Linked DNA regions of Homo sapiens: region 2 is linked to region 1. Evidence: chromatin contacts called from ENCODE Hi-C or POLR2A ChIA-PET data. All regions are on one chromosome and are shown on one strand. Each heading gives the region's core, a stretch centred on a gene start or an enhancer-like site at or near the end of the contact. The rest is flanking DNA. Distances are from core to core; before and after follow the strand shown. Region 1 overlaps NRP1 (neuropilin 1). Region 2 has its middle 16 kb from the start of IATPR.

What was found. A loop is a pair of places that touch in the nucleus more often than their neighbours do. ChIA-PET counts read pairs that join two places held with the same protein, here RNA polymerase II (POLR2A). Pooled maps may share reads with other maps.
Region 2: a map of PC-3 shows a loop between it and region 1 (5-fold over the local background). The contact joins two enhancer-like sites. A Hi-C loop is called at or near these places in 1 of 168 maps with a recorded cell type or tissue (PC-3) and 6 of 50 pooled maps. POLR2A ChIA-PET finds 5 or more read pairs at or near these places in 3 of 52 experiments (A673, PC-3 and activated CD4-positive, alpha-beta T cell).

The regions. Positions count from the first base shown.
Region 1 is chr10:33,215,340-33,220,789 of GRCh38, reverse strand. All of the region lies in intron 8 of NRP1 (neuropilin 1), which reads left to right. Among named protein-coding and RNA genes, the nearest start is that of IATPR, 100 kb to the right of the region's middle. Within about 2 kb of position 3,874, at least 6 of the 41 ENCODE cell types and tissues checked have a DNase peak (open chromatin) inside an H3K27ac peak, as active enhancers do; they include PC-3, where a contact is called at or near this core.
Region 2 is chr10:33,130,082-33,136,093 of GRCh38, reverse strand. No RefSeq gene overlaps it. Among named protein-coding and RNA genes, the nearest start is that of IATPR, 16 kb to the right of the region's middle. RefSeq lists an enhancer at 1,128-2,327. Within about 2 kb of position 1,858, at least 9 of the 41 ENCODE cell types and tissues checked have a DNase peak (open chromatin) inside an H3K27ac peak, as active enhancers do; they include PC-3, where a contact is called at or near this core.

The DNA of each region.
Region 1 (5,450 bases), core at 2,625-5,124:
AGCTGGTACTACTACAGGAGTGCACCACCACACCTGGCTAATTTTTTGTATTTTTAGTAGAGATAGGTTTTCACCATGTTGGCCAGGCTGGTCTTGAACTCCTGACCTCAGGTGATCCACATGCCTCAGCCTCCCCAAAGTGCTGGGATTACAGGCGTGAGCCACCGCGCCCAGCCTGTCCATTTGTTTTCTTGCATGACTATGCTATATTCTGCAGTATATAGCAGTCATATTAGAATTCCTTTCCATTTTAGTAAATACATTGCCAAACTTTCATTGAAACAACCACCACCAACAAAAAACCTGTACAATGTGATCTTTATAGTAAGCTTGGAAGTTCAAAGACAGAATCAGTTGACCCACTCACTAAAAAGTAATTAAAAGCAAGCAATGTCTAAAAGTCTTTGAACTACCTTTAATATTATGTTATATATGTATTTGGGGTATTTAATTTTTTATTCCATTTTTCTGTTTATCCTCTTTAGTTTAATTATTTTTAGAGGAGAATGATACCGACTTTGGAAGGAAAAAAAATCACTTTGGCAATATTCCATGAAATTACAAGCAATTTTGAGAAGAGCTAATGAACAGGAAAAACTATACTTGTTTATAGTAGAGTTCAGCTTGGAAAGTAAAAACCAACATCTGATTTTTTAATGAAAAGTTTATTTATTTCCATCCCACAGACAGACTTGTTTATTATTTTAGGACCTAAGATTTAGAAAGTTCAAGGCCTTAGAGGCAGGAATTGGGTGGAGAAGGGTTTGAAAGAAGAAAGGACATTGAAAAGTTAGATATAACCTTGGCTTTATTTTTGATCAGCAGTTAGATGACAGAAAGTTCTAGGTCATTTTCAGAGCATTACAGATTTGTGCTGTTATTCATAAATTTGTAGAAACAAGGCCATTTGAGGTTTGGGTGGAAATTTCTGGCCCATTTCTTCAACCTTATCTCATGTCATTGTATTTAAAAAAAATGAGGTAAACTTCATAAAGACTCCAAACATGTTAGTCAAAATTCTGAATTTCCAGGCTCTTAGAGATTTATGTCACATCCTTTTAGTTGAATACAATTTTTTTTATACCTAAACTGTCCTTTTTAATTTTCACAAGGATTTCCCTGAGAGGTGATGCTAGGAATGTGAGCAAAGAAGGTAAATAATTTGTTCAATTTTTAAAAATAGTTAAATGATCTAGTTATGTAAACTTAGATGTCTAAAATAGCATATCCTAATATTTTCATACATAATTAAGTAGCTATTTTTCAAATAAGGTGCTTCCTTTCAGTTCCTAGTGCTAGTCTCTTAATCATGGTCTCCACTATACTTTTAAATATTTTCTCTCTAGTAAAATGTCTCTAGTCTCCAAATAATTGCCAGAAGCAGGTTTTTGGAGAGGCTAACACGTTACGATAGTCACATGGACAGAAGGCAGGCAGACATATCCAGGCTTGACTGTGGACTGTCCACTTAGTGTATGCATGACGGACCATGGATAAGACATTGAGACTCACTCTGATCTCCGTTTTCTGGTCTGTGAGGATCACCTTAATGCAACTATAATGAGGAGTCAATGAGAGGAAATTTGGAACACCCCTGGCTTAAACTAAGTGCTCACTAAATGGTACCCGTTAGACTAAAATAGTACATGGCACTCAATATATTGAACCTAGCATATGCCCCAGCAAGCAGAGCCTCTAATAAGACAGTAATTTCAAGTTTTTCTTCTTGATTATCAGAAGCAGATAATTTTCATTTTCTTGAAATGAAAATCAAAGGTCCCCTTGAGTAGAGATTAATGAAAGGAGGACTACAGTATTCCTGCTGGACTAGATGGTCCAGGAGAGCAGGGGACCTGTTTGCCTCATTTTCTGTTGTGTCCTGTATGCCTGGAACATAACAAATGCTTGGTGGTTACTTTTGAATGAAGGAAGTGCAGTTTTATGCACGCCTTCTGAGAAACAAGCGGCTGGACCTCAAATTTTCACCCTGCTGAGTAGTCACAATTCAATCTGGATTTTGTTTAAGCCTACCTAATGAAAGGTTACTGCTTGAACACATCACTTGGCTTCCAAAGCCACTAAAGCCCCAAGTTTTACCCTAATTTTTTGATTCAGAAATTATTTTTTAGAAATATAGTAATCCTGGACTGGGCGCAGTGGCTCACTCCTGTAATCCCAGCACTTTGGGAGGCCGAGGCAGGTGGATCACGAGGTCAGGAGATTGAGACCATCCTGGCTAACACAGTGAAACCCCATCTCTACTAAAAATACAAAAAATTACCCAGGTGTGGTGGCATGCACTTGTAGTCCCAGCTACTCAGAAGGCTGAGGCAGGAGAATGGCGTGAACCCAGGAGGCAGAGCTTGCAGTGAGCCGAGATTGTGCCACTGGCCACTGCACTCCAGCCTGGGCAACAGAGCAAGATTCCATCTCAAAAAAAAAAAAAAGAAAGAAAAAAGAAATATAGTAATCCTGGAAAATTCAGAGTTTGTCACCATATAGAGATATAAAGAAAATAAGATTGGAACAAACCATTCTGCTTTATAGGTGATTGATGAAGGGCATTTTCATTATTTTGACAAAGTAGGCTTCATCATTTTGGCAGAGATGGAAATCACGTTGGGCAATGGCTGCTTAACACACTCTGAACTCTGCTATCTTCTGTTATTAACCAGAAGTCTGTTACCCAGCGCTTCAACACATATTCATGTGCTCCTAAGTCAATCAGAATTCACAGTGATGATCTCAGACACCATAATATCCAGAGGTACTTTCTGAGTCATCAAGGAGAGATTAAATTATGCTCATTCAGGGTCTCCCATCGAATGCAGTTATTACTTTCTCATTCGTTGGAAATTGGTTAACTGGATATTTGATTTACCAGTATACCTCAGTTTTTCCATTAAAGCTGAGTACAGAGATTTACTGTAAAATAATATCACTGAAAATAACGACCTCAATCCTCCATTACAAAACTCATTTCTCCCTTCCATCCTGAAGTGGTCTTAAGCTTTCCAAACAAGGCTGCCAAGTGAAATACAAAATGTCCAGTTAAATTTGACGCAGACAAACAAGACATAATTTTTCAGAATAAGTATGTCCCATGCAATATTTGAGACATATGTGTACTAAAAAATTATTCATTATTTCTCTGAATTCTAATTTCACTGGGCATCTTGTTTCTTGTTTTGTTGTTTATTTGCTAAATCTGGCAACACTATTTCCAAAGGGTTTGACCTGCACCGGGCTGACCTGTACCAGCCTGCTATGAAGGGACAGAGTTAAACGCTAGCATCTCATTCAAACCTTGAATTAATTGTTAATGTAATTTTTCTGCAAATTATTGTTAAAAGTGAGTCACATAGTTTTCAGTCAAAGGTAAATCAAGTTGCCTCTTCATTTTTTTTTTTTTAATGAGGCAGCTATATGGAAGGAATAACAGTCTCACTTTGCACCATGGATATGTTGGCTAAATGGGGACAGGGCATCACTAAGTCTATGAATACAGAAACTGTGCCCCAGCCGAGTCTGCATTAGAGAAAGGGCATTAATCTGGTGACGGTTCTGCTCTCCTTACAGTATTCAAGTTAATTATGTTTGCCTCCAAATGGTAACATCTGGTCCCCATTACCAGCTAAACATTGCCTTTCTAAAAGCTTGTTTGGAATCAGGCAGGTATGAACACCGTGGCCAAAAAATGGCACTCTATTTTTAACACTACAGTTTCATAGTCCCTTAGTAAAATTGTTTTTGTAAATCTTTTTTTAATCCCGACTGAGTATATTCTTGGTTTCCAGATCCCAGCCTGGAGCAAATACTGTGGTTAAGTTACAGGAAAGGGCAATTGAGAAAATGACAGCTGCCTTTCATTGTATTAAGTTGATTCATTCAACAAATATTTGTTGAGCAAATACTATGTATAAAACAGGGCATGAAGAGTCATATAAAACAGAAAAATATGACTTAGTTCGTGTCCTCAAAGAAGTTAAAATCTGGGGAGGCAGAAAGCAGCATTCCAAAGAACTAAATGTGCTCATCAGCATTTGAGGGCTGGATATGGTGGCTCAAGCCTGTGACCCCAGCACTTTGGGAGGCCAAAATGGTAAGATCTCTTGACCCCAGTAGTTTGAGAGCAGCCTGGGCAACATAGCGAGACCAAAAAAAAAAAAATTGCCAATCATGGTAGCATCCACATGTAGTCCTAGCTACTCAGGAGACTGAGGTGGGAGGATTGCTTGAGGCCAAGAGTTCAAGGCTGCAGTGAGCCATGATCACACCACTCCACTCCAGCCTGGGTGACAGAGTGAGACCCTGTCTCTAAAAATAAAAATTAAAAAAAAGGCCGGGGTGTAGAGGGGCCAGGCGCCGTGGCTCACACCTGTAATCCCAGCACTTTGGGAGGCCGAGGCAGGCATCACGAGGTCAGGAGATCGAGACCATCCTGGCTAACACTGTGAAACCCCTCTCTACTAAAAATACAAAAAATAAGCCGGGCGTGGTGGCAGGCGCCTGGAGTCCTAGCTACTCGGGAGGCTGAGGCAGGAGAATGGCGTGAACCCGGGAGGTGGAGCTTGCAGTGAGCCAAGATCGCCCCACTGCACTCCAGCCTGGGAGACAGAGCGAGACTCCTTCTCAAAAAAAAAAAAAAAGAAAGAAAGAAAGAAGGGAAATGCAGATAAAATGGTGTGAAGAGGCCCAGAAATGGAAAACTGTGTCCAGTTGCAGAGAACAGAAAAACTGAGTAAACGATGTGGCATTTGAAAACAGGTCAGGATTTTAAGCAGTTCAGATAATGGAAAAGGGTAACATGACAGGGAATTCCTTGTGGAGGGAACAGAAAGAAAGCTCCCAAACTCCCAGAAGTAAGGAAGTTCTTCATGCCAATTGGCACTGGTTAAAGGAGTGAATGGGGAGAGGCCTTGCAAGGACATGACATGGAAGGCCTGCATGCCTGACTGAAAATGACGTGCGTAATTTCTAGACAAGAAGGCACTGAATGTCTGAGTAAAGAAACGACATGATCTGGACCATAGAACTCATGTGGAAAGTATCTGAGTAATGAATTCTTAAGGTTCAGCTGATAATGTGGACTTAGTTTAATTGCATTAGATGTTTGCCTCTCACTTAGGGGTAGTTATATTTTTAGGCTAAATTTTTATTATATAACGCAGAATTGAGTTGCTTCAAAGAAAAATAGGTTATCATTCTTGCACATGTTCTTGATTAGGATGTACAGTTTCTAAAGGAAAATACTTGAAGTGTTGGACATTTTGTCATTAAGCCAGCGTTGAATTCATCAACAACTGATACTCTCCTTGTGCTCAGAAGCTCCTTGGGCTGCTTTAGAAGACATAAAAAGGTCTATGATGCTGTTCATTGCCTTTGAAGATCTTATAATCTAGCTGTGGGTACATGACTAACAATCTTAAAGCCTTAGAGAGCAGTGGAAT
Region 2 (6,012 bases), core at 609-3,108, 83 kb after region 1:
ATAAAAAATGTTATTTCAGTTATGTGATATCCTTTAAACACAGAAATGCACTGAAAATGGGCCAGGCATGGTGGCTTATGCCAGTAATCCCAGCACTTTGGGAGGTCAAGGCAGATGGATCACTTGAGATCAGGAGTTTGAGACCAGCCTGACCAACATGATAAAACCCCACCTCTACTAAAAATACAAAAATTAGCTGGGCGTGGTGGCAGGTGCCTGTAATCCCAGCTACTTGAGAGGCTGAGGCAGGAGAATCACTTGAACCTGGGAGGTGGAGGTTGTGGTGAGCCAAGATCATGTCACTGCACTTCAGCCTGGGTGACAGAGTGAGACTCCATATCAAAAAAAAAAAAAAAAAAAAGAAAAGAAAAGAAAAAAGAAACATACCGAATATGTAAAAGCTCCCAATTTTAGCTCAGTGGTTACTTGGCAGATATCAACCCAATGACCACAACCAAGGAGGATTGATTGATTGATTGATTATTTTAGATTCAGGAGGTACATATATTTGTTTGTTACATGGGTATATTACATACCAGTGGGGATTGGGCTTCCAGTGTCCCCAATATACCAGTAGTGAACATTGTACCCAACAGGTAAGTGCTCAACCCTTGTCCTTCTTCCATCCTCTCTGCTTTTGGAGCCCCCAGTGTCTATTATTTCCATCTTTATGATCATTCGTACCCATTGTTTAGTTCCCACTTATAAGTGAGAACACGCGGTATTTGGTTTTCTGTTTTTCAGTTAGTTCACTCAGGATGATGGCCTCCAGCTCCATCCACATTGCCGCAAGAATGGTATATATAAACCATGGAATACTACACAACCATAAAAAGAATGAAATCATTATTTTCATTAGTATTCCATGGTGTATATAGACCACATTTTCTTTATCCAGTCAACCACTGATGGGCACTCAGCTTGGTTCCGTGACTTTGCTATTGTGAATAGTGCTGCAATAAATAGGTATATTATTTATATGGTCTCTTTTCCTTTGGGTAGATACCCACTCATGCACTCATAGGATTGCTGGGTTGAGTAGAAGTTCTATTTTTAGTTCTTTGAAAACTCTCCATACTGTTTATCACAGAGTTGAGCTAATTTACATCCTCACCAACAAAGCGTAAGTGTTCCCTTCTCTCCACATCCATGCCAACATCTGCACAACCAAGGAGGATTTAGCAAGAGGATTTTATTCCTTGCAACTAGTAACAAGAACACCTGGGATAACTCCCAAAGCAGTGCCTCCTCGAGCTGGGGGCTAGGTCCGGTTTTATAAGGATAGGGTAATAAGGTGTGATCTGATTGGATTTCACAATGAAGTGATGTCAAAAGCCACGATCTGACTAGATCCTGCCATGAGGTGATGCCAGGGCTCGATCTGATTGGATCCTGATCCTGCCCTGCAGTGTCCGCTTCTTATTTCAGTCCCCACTCCTCAGTCCAAGCACTTAGGTTCCCCTGTGGTTGCATGCCTTGGCTCATCAGGGCATGCTCATGATCTTCAACCTGGGAGTCCCGGGCAACTGAAAAACAAATCACAACTTTGTTACATAAAAGTTGAACCAGATTGGTCTGGTGCAGCTACAGCACTGGCAATAGTGGAGCCATGGGCTGTGTGTCAGCTGGCAGATGAGCTGGCAGATGATCTGGAAATTAAGGTGGCTGTTTTGCCATCCCGTCTCTTTGAGCTGGTGGAGCCTCTAAGCTGGGACTCTGAGCAGAATCTAGAAATGACTGGTTATCTCCTGTTCACTGATACTCGTCGACTGGAAAATATTACTGGGTACTGAACTGGCACAACTCTGCCTTGAAATGACTCAACCTGCATGAGTGGGGTGAGTCATCGCCCTCTGCCACCTTACAGCACAGGCCCCACGTGTTGGTTTTTATTACCCTGCATAAGGTCCAGGCCTCATTCAAGTAGGACTCCAAGGCTGCCTGTCCTCACTTCCTCCATTAGGAAAGAGGTGACGAAGGTGGATAACAATTTTACCACCTGGGGATGTGGATTTCTGCCTTCTATTCGTCATTCCTGACATAGGTTTGGCAAGTCTGTGGGTGCCTTTGCTCCTTGCTCGCAGCTAGAACTGAGAATCCTAACAGCCAGAGAGGTTATTATTTTTCTTATGTTGTCACTAGATTCCAGCTCTGAAATTGCAGGTAATTATCTCTCAATGACCAGCATGCCATCTTTCTCCTCTCTATTTTACACCCAAGCAGGCAGGATGGTTGCTGTATGGTGCATTTTTATTTAATTAGCTAAAAGGCTTGGATCTGCTTCTGTTACCCATAAATTAATGCCCATTGCAGCATGCCATGTTTATTAGTCATGGTGTGGGATTAGATGTCAAGAACAAGAGCTTCATCTTCATCACTGGGCATTGTCCTGTCCAAAGAAAGCAAATGGTTGAAGAGACCAAAAACAATCTGGAAATCCTGTAAGTAGCATCACATAAGCAAAGCAAAGTAGGCTTTGGCAAAGGGAACACATTCAGTCCCCTGCTAAGAAGAGCCACTGCTGAGCTGAAAGCCCCCATAGCTCTGTTAAAAGTGAGTTAAGGATCTAGAACCAGAAATACCATTTGACCCAGAAATCCTATCACTGGGTATATACCCAAAGGATTATAAATCATTCTACTGTAAAGATACATGCACACTTATGTTTACTGCAGCACTGTTCACAATAACAAAGACTTGGAACCAACCTAAATGTCCATCAATCATAGACTGGATAAATAAAATGTGGCACACATACACCATGGAATAATGGACAGCCATAAAAAAGAATGAGTTCATGTCCTTTGCAGGGACATGGATGAAGCTGGAAAGCATCATTCTCAGCAAACTAACACAGGAACAGAAAACCAAACACCGCATGTTCTCACTCATAAGTGGAAGCTGAACAACGAGAACACATGGACACAGGAAGGGGAACATCACACACTGGGGCCTGTTGGGGGGTGGGAGGCTAGGGGAGGGACAGCATTAGGAGAAATGCCTAATGTAGATGACATTGATGGCTTCAGCAAACCACCATGGCAAGTGTATACCTATGTAACAAACCTGCATGTTCTGCACATGTACCCCAGAACTTAAAGTATTTTTTTAAAAAAGTGAGTTAGGGCACTATAGGAACTGGGCAGGACACACAGCCCAGCCTGGTGGAGTGAACCATGAAGGTGATCCTTGAGTTGAAGCCCAAGATTTAGTAAGAGTTGGCCAGGTGGAGGGTGTGAGCCTACCATTCAGAGGGAGTAGACACATGAACACAGGAGAGAGAAACTGCAGGTGGCGCAGTAGAACTGCAGAGGGGAGAAAGGCACCCTGGGTTCTAGAGGGCAAGGCAGCACTGGATCAGGAAGGTCTTACATGATCTGCATGAAGGATTTTAAGCAGCAGAGCAGCATGATCAGAAGTGCAGTTTCTAAAACTTATGCTGGTGGAAGAGAGGAAGAAGGCAAGAGTGAAAGTAGAGAACCCAGTAAGGAAGCCAGGAAAGAAATGCGGACAGTGGCTGGGCTCTGTGTCTCATGCCTATAATCTCAGCGCTTTGGGAGGTGGAGGCAGGAGGATTGCTTGAGCCCAGGAGTTTGAGACCATCCTGGGCAACATACCAAGACCTCATCTCTACAAAAAATAAAATAAAGAAATAGCTGAACTGGTGGCACATGCCTGTGGTCCTAGCTACTAGGGAGGCTGAGGTGGGAGGATTGCTTTGAGGCTGCAGTAAGCTGTGATTGTGCCACTGCACTTCATCCTAGGCAACAGAGTGAGATGCTTGCTTAAATAAAAAAAAAAAAAGAAGAAATGTGGATAATTAGAAACCTAGGCAGTGGTGGTAACAATGGAAAGAGACAGAGCAGACAGATGTGGGGGACAGTGTGGGGCAGGGGATGTACTGGTCTTTGAGGTTGGTCATCTGGGAGAACATCAGAGCCACTCACTGCAACCAGACACCCAGGAAGGGGAGCAGGTCGGCAGAAGAGGGCACGGGAAAGAAAGATGGAATGATGGCATGTTTCATTTAACCCAGGTTGAACTTGAAGCCTTCCTGTCATATACAGTGTGCACCCATGTGGACTAGTCGCACATGTTCAGGTAACTGTAACATCCTCTGTGCCCCATTGTGACCCTTTCTGCCACCCCTACTGGGGACACAGAAGGAGAAACTGTAGTTAAGTGCAGTGTGAGACTGGGGAAACTGATCAGCTGTGATCTAAAGCAGGGATCCTCAACCCCCCGGGCCATGACAGGTACCAGTCTGTAGCCTGTTAGGAACTAGACCAAACAGAAGAAGATGAGGGGTGGGCAAGCAAGGGAAGCTGAGCTCTGCCTCCTGTCAGATCAGTGATGGCATTAGATTCTCACAGGAGTGCGAACCCTATTGTGAACCGTGCACACGATGGATCTAGGTTGCATGGCCCCTTACGAAAATGTAATGATAGACCAGGCACGGTGGCTCATGCCTGTAATCCCAGCACTTTGGGAGGCCGAGGCAGGTGGATCACAAGGTAAAGAGATCGAGACCATCCTGGCCAACATGGTGAGACCCCATCTCTACTAAAAATACAAAAATTAGCTGGGCTTGGTGGCGTGCGCCTGTAGTCCCAGCTACTTGGGAGGCTGAGGCAGGAGAATCGCTTGAACCCAGGAAACGAAGGTTGCAGTGAGCCGAGATCACGCTACTGCACTCCAGCCTGGTGACAAAGCGAGACTCCGTCTCAAAAAAAAAAAAAGAAAGAAAGTATAATGATAAATGAAATGTGCTTGAATCATCCCAATACCATTTCCTGTCCCTCTCTGTGGAAAAATTGTCTTCCACAAAACTGGTCCCTGGTGCCCAAAAGTTTGGGGACTGCTGATCTAAAGCATTCTCTGAATTCACATCAACACTCACAAAACGCATTTGTGCTCATAGAAATGTTATATGGTTCATGAGAAGAAAAAGATAACAATCTTTTAACTCCAATTTAAAGGACTGTAATCAATTTTTTAAAGGTCTATGAAGGAAAAGCTATAGCCCCATTATAAATTCTGAAAAGAGCCAACTGGTCATGATCCGTTTTGCTACTGAGTAAAAGTATCAAGATTCAGGTAGTTAAGCAATAACAATGAAGAATGCCTACTCTGTGAAAAGGCACCGGGAGATACAGAGATATCCATGACGGCTCACATCCTCAAAGTATTTGTCATTTTAAAGGGCATTCAGGAACAGCAATAGCTATAACTAAAGGTATCTATTTCATAAATAGTGTTAGCTAACTATCGTCAATACGCCAGGGTGAGGAAGACTAATTCTTATTTATTTATAGAAAGATAGGATCTCGCTATGTTGCCCAGACTGGTCTTGAAAGCCTGGCCTCAAGCAATCCTCCTGCCTCGGCCTCCCAAAATGCTGAGAGTAAAGGAGTGAGCTGCCACATCTGGCCTGGGGAGATTAGTTTTGATTGGGTTGTGAGAAACCATGAGTGGCTTCACGGGCCTAAAGTCATGTTAGCCTAGGATGCTCTATGAATCCCCCAAGACCTGGCCTTGGAGGACAAGTAGGATTTCACCTAAATTCCACATGGGGTTTTCTTGCCATCATGAGATAAGAAGGTCACAGTCAAGTCTCAAGCATACACAGCATGTCAAACCATATGAAACAGCCATTTTTATAGGTAAAAGATGGTTGAATATTGAACAATTTCATAGAGTTCAATCTAATAATCCAGCTTTATCTGAATTTAGAATTCCTAATATGAGCTGGGGCTCCTATAACCTCCTGCAGAGGCTTGGCTTGTGGTCACCATAAGCATCTTCACATCAGCTGCTGAAGGAGCAACATTCCACAGAGCCCACTCTTTTCCCAGACCAAGTTTACATGGTTTGAAAACTAGACATTTTGCGCAATGCATTGGTGCTGTCTGCCTCCCTCCCGGGGCTCCCAGTCTGTGAACATTAAAAGAAAATCAATAGGATTAGGTCATGTTTTTGATGGCACGTGCACCTGACAGGCCTCGCATCTTA